2 separate regions of the Mus musculus genome follow, and region 2 is linked to region 1. The links are chromatin loops, found by intact Hi-C in ENCODE. Cell type or tissue: heart. All regions are shown on one strand. Links, peaks and the distances in the headings refer to the core of each region. The heading gives the core; the rest is flanking DNA. Region 1 holds the start of N6amt1 (N-6 adenine-specific DNA methyltransferase 1 (putative)). Region 2 has its middle 20 kb from the start of Gm41484.

Evidence for each region. A loop is a pair of places that touch in the nucleus more often than their neighbours do. Peaks named below come from ENCODE experiments on the same cell type or tissue, not always from the same donor. Only the 100,000 strongest peaks of a DNase experiment are listed, where the experiment ranks them.
Region 2: it touches region 1 in a loop (2.0-fold over the local background); 2 of 42 quality-filtered maps call a loop at or near these places.

The regions. Positions count from the first base shown.
Region 1 is chr16:87,348,382-87,358,366 of GRCm38, reverse strand. It overlaps N6amt1 (N-6 adenine-specific DNA methyltransferase 1 (putative)), which reads right to left and starts at 4,182. Exons shown (of 6, transcript NM_026366.2): 1 at 3,981-4,182; 2 at 2,103-2,189; 3 at 1,379-1,469. The coding sequence starts at 4,114. In heart, for the core only: a CTCF peak has its summit at 3,969; DNase peaks (open chromatin) are centred at 3,916 and 4,126; H3K4me3 peaks cover 1,293 bases; H3K27ac peaks cover 1,814 bases.
Region 2 is chr16:87,261,922-87,271,906 of GRCm38, reverse strand. No RefSeq gene overlaps it. Among named protein-coding and RNA genes, the nearest start is that of Gm41484, 20 kb to the right of the region's middle. In heart, for the core only: a CTCF peak has its summit at 4,185 (motif pointing right); a DNase peak (open chromatin) is centred at 3,786; H3K27ac peaks cover 613 bases.

The DNA of each region.
Region 1 (9,985 bases), core at 2,538-5,037:
AGAGAACTGTCTAAAGAAAGAAATGAATAACCTGTCAATCATTTTGCTTGTCCCCAGGATCCGTGCTCCCTTGTTTCTGCTTATGTCTCCTCGGCTTTTGATGGGACTGGTGTGGTCTGAATGGGAATGGCGCCACACACTCGTATGCCTTGCCTGGAGGTGGTTTTTCAGATCTTGAGGTTTCAAAAGCCAAGGCCGGGCCCAGTTGTGTCCTGCCCTGTCCCTACTTCCCGTCTCTCCTTCCTTCATCCTGCAAACCCTCCACTTCCTCACTACAATAGAAAAGTACCGTAGACAGGGACACTGTGTCTCCTCTCACTCTCAAGCTTGGGTAGGATCTACTGTGACCCAGGTCAAAGTCACTCTTCAAATTCCCGGAACACACGACCCATGTGGTTCCAAACAACTCTCATCCCAAGAATAAACTTCTTCATGGGGACTTGCTAAAAATTATACACAGAGATGCAAACATCTTGTTATTATGAGATGCCAGAGGGACCCCAGAGGGAAACTCAGAGCTAAGAAGAAAATGTGTGATGTCATCTGAGTTTCTGTGCTAGCTGTGCATTATGTGTTTTAGGCTTAAGCCAGTTTGAACTGAATACAGTCACATGTAGTCATGCTTATGGTCAACCGGTAACTCCAGCATTTACCTAATATCAAATGGCCAGATTTGAAAGCATTCATACAGACTGAGCAGGTTCTATTTAGGAATATATGTACACACACACACACACACACACACACACGCGTGTGTGTGTGTGTGTGTGTGTGTGTGTGTGTGTGTGTGCGTGTGTACTTAAGTATGTAACAACAATTAATGAAGAAAAGAGACCAGGAATTTGAAAGAGAGCAAGCAGGGGTATATGGGAGGATCTGGAGGAAGGAAAGGGAAGGGGGAAACTATGTAATTATATTATAATCTTAAAAGTAAAGAAAGCCGGGCATGATGGCGCACGCCTTTAATCCCAGCACTTGGGAGGCAGAGGCAGGCGGGTTTCTGAGTTCGAGGCCAGCCTGGTCTACAGAGTGAGTTCCAGGACAGCCAGGGCTACACAGAGAAACCCTGTCTCAAAAAACCAAAAAACAAAAACCAAAAAACAAAACAAAACAAAAAACAACAAACAAACAAACAAACAAACAAAAAACCAAAGAAAAAAGTAAAAGAGAAAAATTTTAATTAAAAATTAAAAAAAAAAAAAGAGTTCAAGGTCATCTGTGTCTGTATAGGAAGTTTGAGGCTAGCCTGGGCTACATGCCACTTTGTCTCATACAAACAAAACAAAACAAAACTAATTCCTTAAGTGTATTTCCACTAAAAGTGACTGACCATCAATGAATCGAAATCGATCACTACTGAACGAGGATTAATGCTCACCAAATCTGTGATCACTGGCTGAACATGGACTCTGTTACAGCGTGCTGTTTCCAAGGTACATGCGGCTGCCTCAGGGTTGATATCAGTGCACCTATCAACGCGAGACAGAGGGAAAGATCAGGAGGATGTCTGGAAGCAGACAGTGTACCAGCAGACTCCTGCTGGGGTAAAGTTAGGAATGCTTTCTTAACTCGAACATGGTGTTGGGAAAAAAAAATCCAGAATGTTTTCATAATGGCAAAGAAAAAGCAAGCAAAGGCTTGTTATAACAAAGGCAAGCATTGCTGAAAAATCTGCCCACACTCATCTGAAACGGCCAGCAAATGAAAAGGGAAAGAGATCGCTGCCCGGACACTGCCACACAAACGACATAGGCGGTAACGAGCTGCAAGAAACACATTTGTCCCACGTATGGTAAAATCTTCTGCTGTTTCCTCCTGGCTTTTGTATTCTCAAGTTCTCTGCAAGGACATTCAACTTTGCACCTATTTTACAACAGACAAACTGTTTACCTGAGAACGATTAAAAGTAGAGATAGCATAAAGTTGTGTTGCTTCTAAAATCACACAGCACGAAGGAGTGAACGGGAGGCTACAGCTGGGGGCCAGCATAAGCTGTGACTTGAGTCCTCACTATCAGAGACGTATTGTCTATTTAAAATGTTCCACTTGAGCTGCTGCAGTCACAGAGACCCAGGAGGGGTGGAGGAACATCACATACTCACATGTATAAGGCCCGAGGACCTATCATGGAGGCCAGGAATGCAGACACCACACCAGATCCTGCTCCTACTTCAAGGCATATTTCCACTCTAACAACAAAAACAAAGTATTTAGTTCCTTCTTATGAAGATAATTCTTCATGGAAGACAACTCTCATGCCATATAATGTATTTCCCCAGCACCATCACTCACTTGCAAATATGTGGGAATAAAAGGGATTTACCATTTCTGGCAACTACTTAGTGCTTATTATTTCATAGCTCAAGCATGCTAATAGTTTAGGTGTGTACAGTATTTAAATTGAAGTACTTAAATAAACCCAGCAGCATATCCTAGGGTTTGCTAAAAGCCTTCCATCTACCTAGATACATGAATAACAAAGACCTCTCTCCCTACGAGAGTACTGTGTTGGGCAAGTACTTCAGTGTCTGATCTTAGAATGCCAATAATCTTAGCTTTCTAAATTTAAAAATCTTATATAACTTTCCAATAAATGTATTTCCTTTGATCACTATCAGTGTGTCAAAAGCACTACTTAATTTCCATGACTGATTGGCCTGATGACATTTACAAGATTTTTCTGTCACTTAACTGTTCAAACAACTCAAGAAGAAGTTACAGTATTTCCTTTTTACCTTTAGAATCAGCCACATATCTATGTGACCCACATAACAGGACACGCAAGCCACTAGTGGGTCATAGTAAAGTCTGTGAATCTTACCAGGTGCCTTCTTTATGGAAATAATCATTACGGTCTCAAAAATAACTAGAATTCCTAGCCTTTGTAACAAGGTCAGCTCTATTACAGCATACGAAGCAATGCAATTTGTAGCTGTAAATTTTTCTGAGCTGTTTTGAGCATTCAAGTTACAATTCAGTGCTCCACGAGATATTCCAGTAGCTCAAAATGCTCCACCATCTATGAAGAAAGACTGGTTTTATAGGCAGAAAAAAAGTGACAATATAAATAAACATGATGGCTATTTCGTTCTGGAGACACCCAGTAGGAATCTTGGCCATTAAGTTAATGACCCATATTCTTTCGGCAAACTATTTTATTAGAGTGATTATATGTATGTGTGCAGAATGGTCCTCAGCATTGTAACTGAACCTCCAAGAACAACCTGTAGTAGTTTCTGAGGCCGGAACTCAGGTCTGCAGGCTTGACAGCGAGTGCCTTTACCAGCTGAGCCATCTTTCCCGTTCTCAGCTCAAATTCTTTTCTCAGAAAAGTTAACATGTGGGCATTTACTATTTATGTCAATTAAAGCTATGGCCAATCCTTCAACAAATCAGGCTAGTGAAAATCCTACCGGCGGAGGCACGTGACTATTTAAACCTTCCCTAATAGTTCTAACCACATGCAACTAAAATTCTAACAGTTCAATTAAAAAACAAAACAAAACAAAAAAATCCCAGTTGCAATAACACTTTAAGTGCTCAGACGGCTAGTGGTTGTTCCTTGACTAGGTTGAGTGAATTTAATAGTTCACTGATCCTTATGTGTTCTTCCTTTGCTAGAGGATGTTATTCTTGCACTAAGGCGAGTTTTACATATTCACTTAAAAAAATTAAAATAGAAAATTAGGAAAGTTTTGGGACATCTTGCTTCTGGTTGCTAAACTCCGGCTGCTCCTCAGAGGCGCGTTTACATTCTTCAGATTAACAGCTAAAAGGCAGGGCAGGGTGACCTTGAAGCCGCAGGAACATCTGAGCGATGCTCTAACCCCAGCCCGCCGGACACGCCTCCTTTACCCCTCTCTGCTGTCAATCACCAGAAAGTAGGCCGGCCCACCACTTCCGGAGGAGGGCGGCAAGTTCCGGCTTCCGCCTCCCGGCCACCCCGTTCTCTCCCCCTGAGGCGCGCACCCTCCTCGCACCCTGCTAGCTCGGCCGCCGCCGCCTCGAGCGCGTCCAGTAACAGGAACGTGTCCTCCGCTGGCTCGTACACGTCGCGGAAGGCTCCGCGACCCACGTGCCCGTACAACGGCGTGGGGACACTCGGCGCCGCCATCTTTTCCCTTCCGCTTCCTATGGGCGGGCGTTGAGTACGCACGCGTCAGGCTTGCTGCGCATGCGCTTTTGTCTTACACTGGGTGGCGTTTGGGGTGAAAGAGCTTGTTGGGCTCTCTGGAACTTTTAAGCAACCTCTAACATCCGTTTTCAACTTGTGCTTACTTTTATCGGCTACCCTAATATTGAGCATCGTCAGTTATTTTGTACTAAGGTGACTGCTTTATTCTAATGACATTTGGAAAGTTTCTTCCCTTTTAAACTTGTAAGCACTTGCAAAAATAGTGTTTACAAAATTTATTGTTTTTTAAGCAACTGAAATGTAAATACCCATCTATAAGATTATGACTACTTTTATTTGCTTAATTTTGTTATACAGATTCTCACTGTCTTGGAATTTACTATGTAGGCCAGTCTGGCCAGGAACTCATAGTGATCCTCCACCTGCCTCTGTCTCCTGAGTGCTGGGACTATAAAAGCTGTGGCACCATGCCCAGCTTTTATGACTTTTAATTTTTATTTTGTATTTGACAATATTATACATGGATAACACTTTCATTCATTGAAATTATAGTTTGGGCTGGGCTGTGGTGGCTCTTGCCTTTAATCCCAGCACTCTGGAGACCGAGGCAGGCAGATCTCTGCTTGTTCTACAAAGAGAGTTCCAGGACAGCCAGGGCTACATAAAGAAATCCAGTCTCCGAAAAACAATGAAACAAAACAGAGACAATGGTTTGGAGGGCTGGGGAAGTGCTCAGGGGTTGAGACCTTGTACTGCACTTGAAGAAGACAAAAGTTTGGTTTCCTGCACCTTTGTTTGGTGGCTCACAACTCCCTATAACCCCAGCTCCAGGTTGTTGCTCTTCCTGCGTCAGTGTCACTGTTGTGCCCATACATACAGGCAAAAAAATAACATACAGAAAATCATAGTCTTTAAAAAAATGTAAGGGGCTGGAGAGATGGTTCTGGAATAAGGCTATTATTGAGGACTAGAATTTGGTCCCCAGTACCCACAGCAGGTGGTTCACAAACAGAGTAACTCCAGTTCCTGGGAGTTAAATCTTCTGTTCTCTGGCGGCATCACAAATACAGACTTGAAAATGGCAAGAAAGCTCTGCTGGTAAAAGGCAGGTAGGTGCTGCCAAACCTGAGCACATGGAGCAGGTCCCTGAGACTCACACAGTGGAAGGAGAAAACCTATTCTTAGAGTTCTCAGACCTCCAAGGGTATGGCAGCATACATGTGCACACATGCACAAACATCTAAATATAATACGGAAATATTTTTTTAGAGTGTCATGTGCCGCGAGAATTTGTTATTTTCACATGCATCCTTAAAATGTCTTTGGCATACAAGCAATGAAATGAAATAGCCGTTCTTTCTCAGTTGTTTCCCAGAGGATTTGTTTTTATGTATGTGAAGGTTGACTTTGCTCCAGGTTTGTCTGTTGCAATTCTTGAGACTGACATCCTTAGTGTTCTCCCACTGCTGTACACACAGTTCCTGGTGGGAGATCTGTTAGTGGACATACGGTTCAGTTTCTCTGGATAGTGCCCCATCACTCTCCAAACTAACCATACTTGTGTATACTCCTAACATCTTTTGGTGGCAGATTTATGAGTTGATCTAATATTAGAGATTTGTTTTAGATTGATTTGGTCCGATTGCTGATTGAGGTTAAGCCTGGGTTCATATGTCCATCTAGGGAATTTCTTCCTTTGTGACTTGTATGTACTTTCATGCTTAATTGTCCCCCCCTTTTTTTTTTTTTTTTTTTTGCAGGGGAGGGATGACAGGGTATCATTGTATAGCCTTGGCTGGTCTGACTAAATCACAGAGACCCCCCTAGCTTCTACCTTCTGCCTCCCAAGTGCTGTGATTAAGGGCATGAGCCACCATGAATGGCTGCACTCTTTTGTTTGTTTGTTTGTTTGTTTGTTTTTGATCCTGGGCATTGAGCCTAGGTTTTCAGACATGATATGTACACATTTTACCCCCAAACTATATTCCCAGCCTGGCCCCTATTTTTATTTATTTATTTTTTTACTTATTATTTTTGAGAGAGGGTCTCAGTAGCCCAGCCTGGCCCCTATTTTTATTTATTTTTTACTTATTATTTTTGAGAGAGGGTCTCAGTAGCCCAGACTGGCCTCGAGCTTGCTGTGTTGCTTAGAAGCTTGAGCTTCTGCTTCTCCTGCCTTCCCCTGCTCTACATTGGGACTCTAGGTTTATCCCACCATACCCTGTTGATTTGGTGCTGGGGATCAAACTCAGGACCTTGTGCATGCTAGGTAAGCACGGTAGCACTGAGCTACATCCCTGCACAGCTTTTAGGATTTTGGGAGAGGGAGTCTTGACCTGCCTTTCAAGCTACTCAGTATAGTTTCCTATTCCCTGGCCCAGTGCTTGTACTCATCCTTCTAGTCTGAGAGTTGGGGGCGGGGCTCAGACTTCTGATGGATTTGATGCTGATGGGCTCAGTCACTCTGGTGACTGCTCTGGTTGCTTTGGGACTCTCTCCAACGCCCATCTATGTCCACAGGGTCCACATTTGGTAGTGGATTCTTGATTCCGTGGCTTTCTGACCACCATGAATGGGCCAGAAGCTCAGTTGTGTAGTTGTAAGAGGTACTTTTGGAAGCTCACTCCAAAGCTGATCTTTGAACCTCTCAAAGTTGGCTGTCTTACCCCTTGGCTATCCTGTAATGAATTCCTTTTAGATTAAACTAACTAAAAATGGGTTTCATGAGTGCAGAACTACCACCAACACTTGATTTTCTGGTTTGGTGCAGTAATACTATATTTCCAAGAGGTTTAAAATTGATTATGGTAAGAATATTTGGTTCCATCACTGGTCATGGTTTTTGGTGAGATTGTGTTAAGATCATATACCAGTCATTCATTAACTATGGTCACTGGTTGCACTTTCTCTTTGTAGTCAGAATTAAGTTTTCTTAGAGGCATCAGAGCTCAATGGCAAGCTACAATAAAGTTTATTTCTAAACTGATGAAGACTTTGGTCCAAGACTATTTTAGCATGACATATACCTGTTCTGTTTTCTGGTAAGAGATAGTTCTTGTCACACCTTAGCCTGGCTTATATTTTAAAGGAAATCACAAGTTGCAGTCAGCTCTATTTGTGATATGAAGGAGTGGCTCCAACCCTAACATAATTTCATCACTCAGTATAAGGGAACTGTAAGCACTCCAGTTAACCCTGCTTAAGTTTAGTACTGAAATATTGTGAGATTTAAATTAGGGCTTTTTTGGTGCTTGTTGAAGTTCAGTTATAAACATTTACAATCATAGGATTTTTTCAAAGTGGCTTTTGCCTCTGTAAAGTCATTTGATCATAATCAAAACACTATGACACAGACTGGAAGACTTTCAAAGACATCCCTTGATAAAGACCTGCTAGGCAAAATGATCAAGAGAACTCTTAAAGTTAACACTAAAGATGAACCTGACTGAAAAATGCACAAAGTTGATAACCCTAAGAGTGTATTAGTGGCACACATACCATAGCAGCAACCAGCAGCTCTTTACTTGGACTTAAGATCTACTCAACAAGAAGGAAATCATGCCTGCTATGGGAAATCTTCGAAACTCAGCACTAGTGATGTCAAGGACATTGGGGTTACAACCTCTAGTTTACTAAACCATCATGATCCCTAACAACAATCTATAAATATTTGTCCTTATACTCACAGATAAGTGTAGCTTTTACTCTTCATCAAGGAAACTTCTGTTTGCAGCAGGTGGAGAGGAGAGCACCACAGAAAAACACAACCAATCAAAATGCAGGGTTGTGGAGCCCAGCCCCAAAAGATACACCTACAGAACACTCCTGCACCTAAAGCTCAGGGGACATTTCAGAAGAGGGCAGAGAGATTGTAGCAGCTAGAGGAGAGATTGTAGCAGCTCGAGGAGAGATTGTAGCAGCTAGAGGATTCGGGAGTTTGTTGTGCAATTGTTTCTCCTAGTAACTTCAGAAGCTACACCCATAAACTCTTGCCAATATTTCTGCCCAAACGTGAGCAGAACAAGGATTGACATAAGTGGACATGCAGAAAAGCCCACGAAGCCTCAACTCTCCACAAAGAACTAAAGATAACTGAGGAAAGCTAAGAGCAGGAGAGATGGTCTTCCTTGGGGAGGAGCACAGCTATTGATTGTTCAGTGCCAAATGGTCAGCCCTGAAAACTTACACATAGAGAGCATTGTACTGACTGAACGTTTATTTTATGACAGCCTGTTTTTAGGAACATGTCAGTATACATATGTGCATTCAATAACAATGACAAATGAGAAGGAGAGTGAGGAGGGCTACAAGAAAGGGTTTGGAGGCAGGAAAGGGGAGGGGGAAACATAATTTACCATAATCTCAAGTATTAGAAAAGATTTTCAAACTTGTAAAATATCCTCCTCCTAACATAAAAATGTACGAATGACCTAAAGAGATAGCTCACTCAAGAAGACGTACAGATGTCAAGCATATGAAAGCTGTTCTCACGCACATGTCATTAAAACTGCAAATTCAGTCAACCACAAGATGGTAGTAGGGTTCTCTAGATGCCCAGAACTGATAAAATGAACACATGTTAAAATATTTATTATGGGGGCTGGAGAGGTGGCTCAGTGGTTAAGAGTACTGACTACTCTTCCAGAGGTCCTGTGTTCAAATCCCAGCAACCACATGGTGGCTCACAACCATCTGTAATGAGATCTGAGTGCCCTCTTCTGGTGTGTCTGAAGACAGCTACAGTGTACTCATATACAATAAATAAATCTTTAAAAAGTATTTATTAGAGTGGCTTACACAGTACACTCATGTTAGTCTCATAATATTCTCCTGCACACCTAAAACACACAGCCATGTCCACTGGCAACAGCAGGAGCCACGAAGGCAGCACATGTGTCTGGCACAGCTCCGTGCTATGATCGCTCTCGTTCTGTCTCTCACTCTCATGTTTTTGTCTCTGTGTGCTTCATTCTTGGGGACTTTATGCGTGATGTTTCACTTTATGTCTTTTCCTGAGAAAATCATGTTTGCGTCTTACAGGGACTTATCCCCTCTGGTTTTAGGGAAATACCTTTATCTGGCCCATTTGGATATCTTCCTTATGCACTGGAGATTGTGCTAAGCACTCACCTAGGAATTTCTAAATAAGTCCACGACTCCAGAATCTTCTGGGGGCATCCGCCTCTAAGCAAACTCAAACAGTGCAATTGGTGCAGGGTAAACAGAGACAGCTGATAAAATCTGACTGGCCAGGAGAATTAGTAACAGATCCTAAGCATGGTTTTACCATACACTTAGAGCTCTCTCAAAATGTAGTTTAAAGATAGGGGGCTGAGCAGGAAACACCCCTGAAGGAATACAACTCAGTAAATGAGATAGATCGACTAAAATAACTTTTTCCTATTTTGTAGCACAGATAATGAAATGATATGGTAAAAAACGGCTAGGTATTAGTATTTGCTATTCATAAAAAGACCTGTTCCAATATTTTCTGTTTTTCTGGAGTACTTTAAAACTCCAAAGACTTCCAGCCTAAAAGCAGGCTGTCATATAATAAATGTGTTTGTTCTGGTGGGGACATTCTTTAGATTCTTTGAATTGGAGTTATAGGGCTAATAATAAAAATTAAATCTGCTCTAATTGTGCTTCCTAATTGTGACTGAACTTGTAACCCCAGACATGTAATGAAAAAAAAATCAAACACATGTCTAGAGACAAAATGATATAATCTGTACTTTTTGTAAAACCAGCCTGTTTTTGTTCTATGAAACCTGAATAAATAAAGAATCAGCCTGACTGCCAGTCAGTCAGAGCTGTAAGAGTCTCCTGACCACCACACCTGACTCAGAC
Region 2 (9,985 bases), core at 2,808-5,307, 87 kb after region 1:
TATAATTTTAAGAGAATTTATATATACACATATATGTATATAAAATTATATATATATTGATGGTTTGTATATGCTTAGGCTAGGAAGTGGCAATATTAGGAGGTGTGGCCTTGTTGGAATAGGTATGTCATTGTAGGTGTAGCCTTTAAGACCCTCATCCTAGCTGCCTGGAAGTCAGTATTCTGCTAGCAGCCATCAGACAAAGATGTATACCTCTCAGCTGCTCCTATACCATGCCTGCCTGGATGCTGCCATGTTCCTATATTGGTGATAATGGACTAGACCTCTGAACCTGAAAACTAGCCCTAATTAAGTGTTACCCTTATAAGAGTTGCCTTGGTCATGGTGTCTTTTCACAGAAGTAAAACCCTAACTAAGATAGAAGTTGGTACCAGGGACTGGGGTATTGCTGTGATAGGCCTGACCATGCTTTTGTCTGGAAGAATGTGGATTTTGGGACTTTGGGCTTAATGGGTTATCCTAGTAAGAATATGAAAGACTTTGTTGCTGAGACTGATGTAAACTGTGCAGACCTGGCCCAAGAGAATTTAGTGGAGAAGAATTTCAGTATGTGGTATTTTGGTGAAGAATGTGGCTGCTTTTTGCCCTTGTCTGAAGAATCTACCTGAGGCTAAGGTAAAGAGATTTATATTAATTGTCTTAACAAAGGAAATCTCAAAAAATCCCAGCAGAAACATTGTTTTCTGGTTAAGTTTGATGAAGAGCATTTTGAACAAGCATAGCAAGCTCCTTAGAAAGGAAAAATATAAAATAATGGTTTCTAGTATTAAAGAGGGACCAGGAAGTGAAATAGAGCTGAGTTTTGTGTTCCAGGATATTAAATTCAATTAAGGAAGTGGTGACCTTTGGGCAAGATCTGACCCAGGTAAGTTTAGGACCAGGTGTAGTAGTGCAGGTCTTTAATTGCAGGAGACTGGGCATGCAGATCTGAGTTCAAGGCCAGCCTGGGACAAGGCAAGTTTTAGATCCAGACGTAGCGGTACATACCTTTAATTCCAGCATGTAGGAGACAGGTATGAATTCAAAGTCAATCTACAGAGCAAGTTTTAGGACAGTTAAGCTTAGTCAGTGAAGGAGTTGGAAAACAGGAAGCTGGTTATAATATAATATAACAAGGAGTCCATGTTCTAGCCCCAGGAAGCAACAGAACTTAGCATCTTTGATCATTTGGATTTATAGTCAAAGGAGAAGGAGAGTACTGGAACAATTGATGCTGGTTAGCTGGATCTACGAACTTAGTGGTGATGAAGAAGAGACCAGCGTCACTGAGGTGAAATCTTCTGTGAAGTGTTTTCTGATAGCACAAAGAAGCTGTGTTCCAGAGGTAGCCAAGGTTATAGCTGAGGCTCAGCACTGTGGGAGATCATGGAAGGCCATTGGTGAATGTGCGGACTCAGTTGCAGTCGATGGCCCAAGACTGAAGGGGTCATGCAAAAGATTTCAGGCTTGGCACCATGAAGAGAGCCTATGAGAGACTTTTAGTGAAGTCTAGTTGCAGCAGAAGAATCTAGTGTATTGTAGATGCTAGTACCATGGGATAATCACCAAGAATAGCAGCAGCAGTGGAGTGGAGTCAACCAGAGCCTAGAGTGCCACAGAAGGCAGAGCTGGAAAAGTGACACCAGCCCTTTGGTGGTGCCCAGAAGATCATGTGTGGATCCCAGACATTGAAAGAAGTTGCTTTGGAGACTCCAAGATGTTTGAGATGCCAGAGCCTTGGTCTATCTGCTAAGGAAAGCTGCTAACAGGGAGTGGAACCAGCTCAGGAGAAAGAAGTTTGTTATAGTCAACAAAGATGGAAAAGGAGTTGGTGATCTGAAGACAACTTTGACATCAGACAAGGAGATGCTGAGTTTGGAGTTTGTCCAGCTGGTTTCCTGTCTTGCTTTGGGGATTGCAGTTACATGATTGGATGAATCTCAGAAGAGAGCTTGAACTTTGGACTTTTAATATTATTGAGACTGCTATAGACTATGGGGATTTTGGAAGTTGGACTAAATGTATTTTGCATTATGGTATGTTTAGGTATAGTCCCAATAGACTCATATTTTTGAAAAGTCTATGGGGGCCAGGGAGTGGAACATGATGGTTTGAATATGCTTGGCCCAGGGAGTGGCACTATTAGGAAGTCTGGCCTTGTTGGAGTAGGTGTTTCACTGTGGACAAGGGTTTAATACCCTAGGTTTAGCTGCCTGGAAGTCAGTCTTCTCTTAGAGGCCTGCATACAAAGATGTAGACCTCTCACCTCCTCCAGTACCATGCCTGCCTGATAATGGGATACAGGTTGTTAAAGGAAATAAAATCTTTCCTCCCAAATTGTTTTTGGTCATGGTGTTTTATGACAGCAATAGAAACCCTAACTAAGACTGCAAGCGTTCCACCGTGGAGCCACATTCCAAGGCTTTTCAAATGAACAGCTTACTTATTTATTTTTGAATGAAGGTTGGCAAGGGATTCATCAGCCAGAATGTTATTTATGTTAGGGGAATTTCCTTTAGAACCTCAGTGATGTTCCACAATATCCTACTTAACTTGGATGACTCAAATGAATCTCTTAGCTAGGCTATTGAAAGTTTGTTTGAAATCCCTCACTTTTACAAATCTTGTGTTGACTTGTTTCCAGAAGCACCCTTCTCCCAGAGGTGTTCTTTAATACTTTGGCAGTTTGATTTTTCTGAGACATACATGATTCTTTTTCCTTGAGCCCCTACCCCATCCCTCCCATAATCTCACATTTCTTGATATTTACCTACAGGCTACTTTTAAAATCCACCTATTGTCCTCTTGTATAACCTCACAGCTTTGGAAAGCTTTGCATCATTCTTGAGAGTTGCAAGCAGAATTCTAGCCATACATTTCAGCCTGAGCAGCAGGTATCAGCCACAGAGAAAGGGCCCGGGTCCTTACAGTGTTGTGCTGGGTGCTGTGATTATGATTTTGCTGGAGGTGATCCTTGCTTTGCATCCATCATTGCAGTGACGAGGAAATTGACTCTAGGTTAAGCTTTGAAAGATAAGGATTTTGGGAGTTTGGGAAGATCAAGACATCTGAGGATGGAACAAACATATGAATAAAATTTATCCAAGCATCACAATCTGAAAACGACGACACAGTAACGATAAATCACTCTGTGTTTTTCTTTGACATGGAACAGTTAAGAACATTCAAGAGGGATAAATAAACTTTACTGAGAATTGGATAATAAAGTCTGGAATGCTTTTGAAAGAAACAGATGTGATGATTAATGGTGGTAAGATGGAGTGATGAACTGCTCAAACCAGACACCAGCCAAACAACACCTAACGAATTGCTTTGGACATAGATGAATACAGTAAAGGCAATATGATGTTTTCTTGGATTGATAAGAATTTCTACAAAGTTTGTGTGTTGGTTCTGTAATGTAAACAACGATACTCTCTGCCAAGTTCTATGCCCTTTAACTTTAGAACTTGTTCAGTATAGGCAGTTGGGACATATGTTTATTTCTGAAACTCGTAGCACTTATCTTTTGACTAATAGAGTTTTGATTTTCAAACCACAGAACTGTGCATTTTCTGTGTAGTTTCTCCTCTGTGCCTGAAAACCACAGAGAACATGTCTCATGAGTAGTTTGGAAACAACTGAGCTTTCTTTGACTTATGGACTGTGAGAAACTCTTAGGGCTGGCATTGGGTTGTGGGTTTGTTGCGATTTTCTTTTGCTTTCTCACTGCAACGGCATGTTCCCTGGTAACCACTCTTCCTACCCCCGAGCACTTTCTGGGGACAGGCAGGATTCCAGGAAGTACCAACTCTGATAGTGATGGATGAGTGAGTGCCAGACAGTTGGCTGTTGGGTCACTGTTCTCAAAATAGAGTTCTTGGAACATTCTGTGCCAAAGAAGGTGCTCACTTGCTCAAGAGATTCTTTGAAAGTCACTTTCTCTCTTTCATTGCACTCTTGTCTCCTAAAAGGACTCATGGTATCACTCAAAAAAGGTGTCATAAAAAAGAGTATTAAAACAGATATAGATAATTACAGCCCGTAAAGATCCAGTGGGCATTAGAAAACAACCAGACCAAACTGTGGGTCTTAGCATGTGGAATGTCTGGGCTTGGCAGTTCTGTTGAAGGACCTTCTCTATTGCAGAATGCTGAAAAGCATCTCTGCTTCTCCCCAGTAGAAGGCAGTAGACGCCTCCAGTTGTAAACCTATCTCCAGATACCGTCAAGTATCTCTTAGAGGAAAAGTTGCCCTTGGTTGAGAATATCTGCTTTAGATTAACAGGACAATATCAGATACTGTACTGCAATCATGTCGTCTCTCCTGAAATCATAAAACTCCAGAGATTCTGAGTCTCAGTATTTCACTATGGTGCTTAGCTGCCATGCTGCCTGTTTGCAGAGCATTGTGATGGTAGACATAGCAGTGAGCTGCATCTGGAATTCAAACCTGGATGCCACTTACAGGCTGTGTGGTACTCGAGTCTCGATATCTATACCTGTAAAGTGGAATAATAGCGCTATTTGCGAGGAGTTACCGACATGGCTCCTGAAGTAGGTCCACAATGTCTGGTATGTAGTAAGTGCTCTATAAATCGTAGACAGTTGGGGCTGGGTTTTTGGTTTGTTTGTCTTATTTCTCCATCCTGAGTCATGGTTCGAGTAAGTGAAGGGAGATTTGTTGGGTGGAGAGGCAGATCTACGTACCATTAACAACAGGCTTCCTAAGGGTTTAGTCTTGCTTCTGGAAAGGTTTCAGTGTCTTCAGATACTCAATTAACTCTAAGACTGAAAACATGTAGAATGGAATAAATTGAAAATACAAGGGCAAGAGGAATACAGGGGTTTAAAGGGTCTAAATGACTTGGGCGGTGAGATAATAGGAAAAAGCCTACCAGAGAGATATTTTCACTACTGACCATGAGCATAGTGGACTGTGAGTGAGTCCAGATGTGCGGGGGGTGGGGTGGGGGTGGGGAGGAAGGAGCTCAGTCCTCACCTGAGGTTTCCTGTATCACAAAGCTCTGTTCTAGGGATATAAATACAAACCACCCCCATAAGGACAAATTCAATGAGAGACATGCTTACTATGGCTTTAGAAATGGCATTGCAATGTGCTCAGGGTGCTTGGGGTATGACTCTGAAAAATACAAATCTAATAATAAAGCAACCCGTTAGCCCAAAAGCAGAGATTGTGACATTTATAAGCAACTCACTAAGTGAAACCATTGGTCAAGGGAAGCTTGTTTAGAAATAACTGTAAATAGAAGATCATAAGAGTTAGAAAGCTTTAAATTTTCATTCCTGGAACCAGGCAGCTAGTGCTTGAGCAAAATAACTTTAGTACATGCAAGGGCATTTCCACTTAGGATAAGAAAGCCTTTAGTTCATATGTTTTGTAGAGAAGAATTTTGAATTCATTGGATTCCTGTTTCAGTTATTATAAACAAGTAGGAGACAAGAGGATCTCTTCCAATGGGAAATACTCAAATTTGAAGGGATTAAAATGTCTGTAATGAACTTGTATAATCATTACAGGAAATCACAGCCTCACTTTCTTATGTTAGAAAATGTCCTCCTGCCATTGAAAATATAGTAGTGTCTCAGGATGAATGTCTTGGGACACTTGTAAGGTGCAAAACTTCCTGCTTTATTCTGCTTTGTTGAAGGTTTAGTAGGACCCCTGACCATCATATGGAGGAAAGAACAAAGTGCTGTGCTGTGAACTGAAGGATGAGCGCCAAACCGTGTGCCAGCTTACTGACAGAGTTGCACAAAACATTTACAACTGGACAAGTGCTTAAAATCACCCAAGGACAATGTCGGAAGCTACAAGAAAGAGACAGTCTTGTTTTGGAACTTACTGTTCCCAGCAGGCTTCAGATAACTAATGTCTGGAGGCATCTTGTGTCTATTATTGAGATAGCCAGAATCCTTTCTAGTATATAAAATGCAGCTGGACCTGTGTCTGTCTATTAGGGCTTCTATAACAAAAATATGGCACACAAAGTGATTTAAACACTACTTTTTTTTCTTTTTTTGTCACTGTGCAGAGTCTGGAAGTTTCTCTCTTTGGCATGCAGGCTACCACTGCTGCTTTGCCCTTACAGAGCTTTTTCTTTGTGCATGTTCAAGTTCTTCCTATTTGTCCAACACAATTGTTGTTCTTTCACTTATGACCTTGTTTGCTAATTACCTTCTTAAATACCCATACCCAAATAAAGTCAGTGTCAGCAGACAAATTCTAGGAAGGCTGCACAACAATGGCCTTCCTCCATTGAGATGCTGGTGGGGCCTTGGGGCCTGTGAGATAGTTCATAGGCTGAGCTCCAGCTGAGCCAGAGGAGAAGCTACATCCTCCTCCTGCACCCTGTCCAGACAGGCTGACCATGGGAAGAAGGGTTTAAAGTTCCAGGTAAGTTTCAACTAAGTTTTGTGCCATTTAGTAGATAGAATCAATATGGGAAATATCAAACTCATGGAATTTAAGATTTTATCAATTTATATATTCAGCAAAAATTGTTTTTATAAAGTAAAAACAAAGCAAGTAAGCAGACAAACAAAACTAACCAACCAACCAGTCAACTAACCGACCAACCAACGAACTAACCACCTAACCAATTAACTAACTAATCAATCAATCAATCAATCAATCAATCAATCAATCAAGCAACCAACCATCCATCCAACCACAACCAACCAACCAACCAACCAACCAATTAACCAACTAACCAAGCAAGCAACCAATTAACCAACCAACCAACCACCAACCAACCTTGGAGTTGGAGAGATGTTTTGTTGTTGAGAGCACTGGCTGCTCTTTCAGAAGACCTGGATTTCAGTGTGTAAGAATGCTCATTCTTTCTCGGACTACCCATGCCTGCCTTCTCCGTAACATGGCAGAGCGTAACGGCTCCAGTTAAGAGTGCGAAATACAAAGTCTAAAAACTTCCCTTTCTAGTCCCTTACTAGAAGGAGTTTATAAAAACATTTGTGGAAGCTGGGTATTTGTGATACACCCTTTTAATCCCGGTACTAAGGAGGCAGAGGCAGGAAGATCTCTTTTGAGTTCCAGGCCAGGGCTACGGAGTTATAGCTTGTCTCATGACAGAACAGGACAAGATAGAACAGAACAGGCTTGCAGATTTGAGAAACTGGTGCTTGTACTGGCTGGTTTTATGTGTCAATTTGACACAGGCTGGAGTTGTCACCGAGAAAGGAGCTTCAGCTGGGGAAATGCCTCCATGAGATCTAGTTGTGGGGCATTTTCTCAATTAGTGATCAAGGGGGGGGGCCCTTTGTGGGTGGTACCATCCCTGGACTGGTAGTCTTAGTTCTATAAAAAAGCAAGCTGAGCAAGCTAGGGCAGGCAAGCCAGTAAGTAATATCCCTCCATGGCTTCTGCATCAGCTCCTGCTTTCTGACCTGCTTGAGTTCCAGTCCTGCATCCTTTGGTGATCAATAGCAATGTGAAAAGTGTAAGCTGAATAAACCCTTTCCTCCCCAACTGCTTCTTGGTCATGATGTTTGTGCAGGAATAGAAACCCTGACTAAGACAGTACTAACCTTGACTTTTGTCCCTTCCTTGATTCTAGCAAGACAGTATGAAGCTTAAATGAAGCTTCAACCATCTCCAAAAATATCTTTTCATGTGCAAGGATTTTCTTTCTGTCAGCGCTCTCATCCAGAAAATGGGGACCTGCTCTTGCAGTCTGTTATCTGTGCTCTCTTAACTGCCATGTTTTGAACTCTATATTTTGTGTGGTAATTTGTACAATAAGAAAATAAATCCATAAACAAAGCTGTCCCATGTGATCCCAGATCATAGTGATATCTGTTCATTCCACGTGAAGCAGCAGATCTCCCCAAAGAACCAGCCAATTAATTTGTGATGGCCAGTACGTGAAAATGCTGGGCTACAAACAGACAGAGAGGTGGAAAGACAGACAGACAAAGATATAAAGGAACAAATAAACACTGTCAAGCTCTTCCATACAGACAGCAGTAGCAGAGCTTAAGCCGAGCACAAGATCCATCCTATCACAGGGGCCTGGCTGCATGCCAGGAAACTGTCCTGAATCCTAGGACCTTGGAATTCAGAGGGACATCAGAGGACACCTCCTCGCTGACGTGCCAATTTCATTTTGGGATTCAATTGTGCTGGCTCTCAGCTGCCTAGAGGAACAAGAGCCCTGCATGGTCTGGCAGCCTCTGAGGGGCCCCACTAGGAGTTCCTGCTTCCCCTCTTGGACGTAGCTACTGGCTTGTGTGCTTTCTGGATCTAAATGTGTAACATTTCTGGACTCACAAGCCTCTCAGGTCTTGCCCACTGGCCAGCTCTTTCCCTAATACCTGGAACCTATTTTTAGGTGACCTACAGTGGAGAGATTTGACATGTAATTTTCATGCCTGAGGGTTGAATTTGACAGGGAACGTTACAAAGAATTGAATGCAATGCAACTCACACATTAGTGAGCGCACACTGATTTTTCTTTTCTTGACTGCCTACTAAGACTTTCTATTTTAAGTCGTTCTTCATCTTCTTCTTCTTTTTTTTCAGTGCCATTTTCTAAAAGTTTTCCCCAACTTCACTGGTCTTGTTTGCCAGTGCTGTGCCCTTCACTGCCTACGGATTTCCTCTCTGTCACCTGCTGCCAGCCTGCTTGGTTCTCTGTGACGAGTGAGGGAGCGTGCTTGCCAGCTTCCTCTCTGTCTTTTCCAGGTTGCTTTATACAATGACTCCTTTACTGTAACTACGTTCCCTTCCTAGTGTCTGGACTGTGAATATATGGATCGGATCAGGTTGTCCGACCCAAACTGATTATGGAGTACAACTCATTCTTGATCCTGCCTTATGCCTCTCCTCTTCTCAAGTTTCCTTTACTTTCCTTCCATCACCCTCCCTCCCCATCTGCAGTATATTGCAAAAGTGCCCAGAATATGCAGCCATAAAGTCTAAATATCTCATATCCTTCGGCTTTTCCCCCTTAGGACAAAAGTACATACGTAGGACCACAGATTTATTCTTCCATTTTCTTAAAACTGACTCTCTCTCTCTCTCTCTCTCCACACACACACACACACACACACACACACACACACACACACACACACACACACACACACACGATAAGTGACATCTAGCCCACCACTCAGGTCCTTTGAAGAGCTGAGTGAAATGATGCATAAAGCACTTTGCAGTGGAGTGGCAAGGGAGAGACTCCAGCATGAGCTAGAGAATATACATAAAGGAATTTCTGCCTCAGGCCTGGAATGGGTGACCTGTGCGGAGAGCATTTTCAGTGCATGAAATAAAATAGAAAGAACAAAATTTTACAAATCTGTGTGAAGTGAAAGTGGACGAGAGAGGCAGAGATGTTTGCATAGGAAGGTGCAAAGACTGGAAGTTAAGACATTAAGTGGATTAGCGACTATCTGGAGCTCTTGTGTATTTGTAGGCGCACCTTGGTTGGGGTATGAGGTGGCCACTGGGTGGGCAGGCATGGGGGTGTATGCTTGAGTGACTCATGTTCTGGAACAGTAACTAGGTATGTCTGCAGGCCCTGGTCAAGGGGCAAAAGCCCAGAACTTCTCTTTTTTCTTTTCTTTCTTCCTTCTTAATTCTACATAGATTTCTATTCTTGGTTTTAGTGCACAGAATAATAAATTTATTATGACATATATACTCTACTCATTCTCCCCACCCCCGTTGCCCTCTATTGTCTCTCCTTCCCAGATCCTCCCGTGTGTGTCTATCTCAATGTCTTGATTGTTTTGGAGACCACTCGTGAACATCATACTAATGGCTGGAGATTCCCTAACTCTAGCTGCTACAACTGGGGTTCAGCTAAGCTTCTTATGTATAGCATATGTTCCACAATAATTTGTGGAATAAAATTACATTCAATACGTGTTTAAACATGAGAGAAAATTACTTTATATGGCTTATAAATAAGCAAAAGGTCCTGACAAAAAAGTCTATG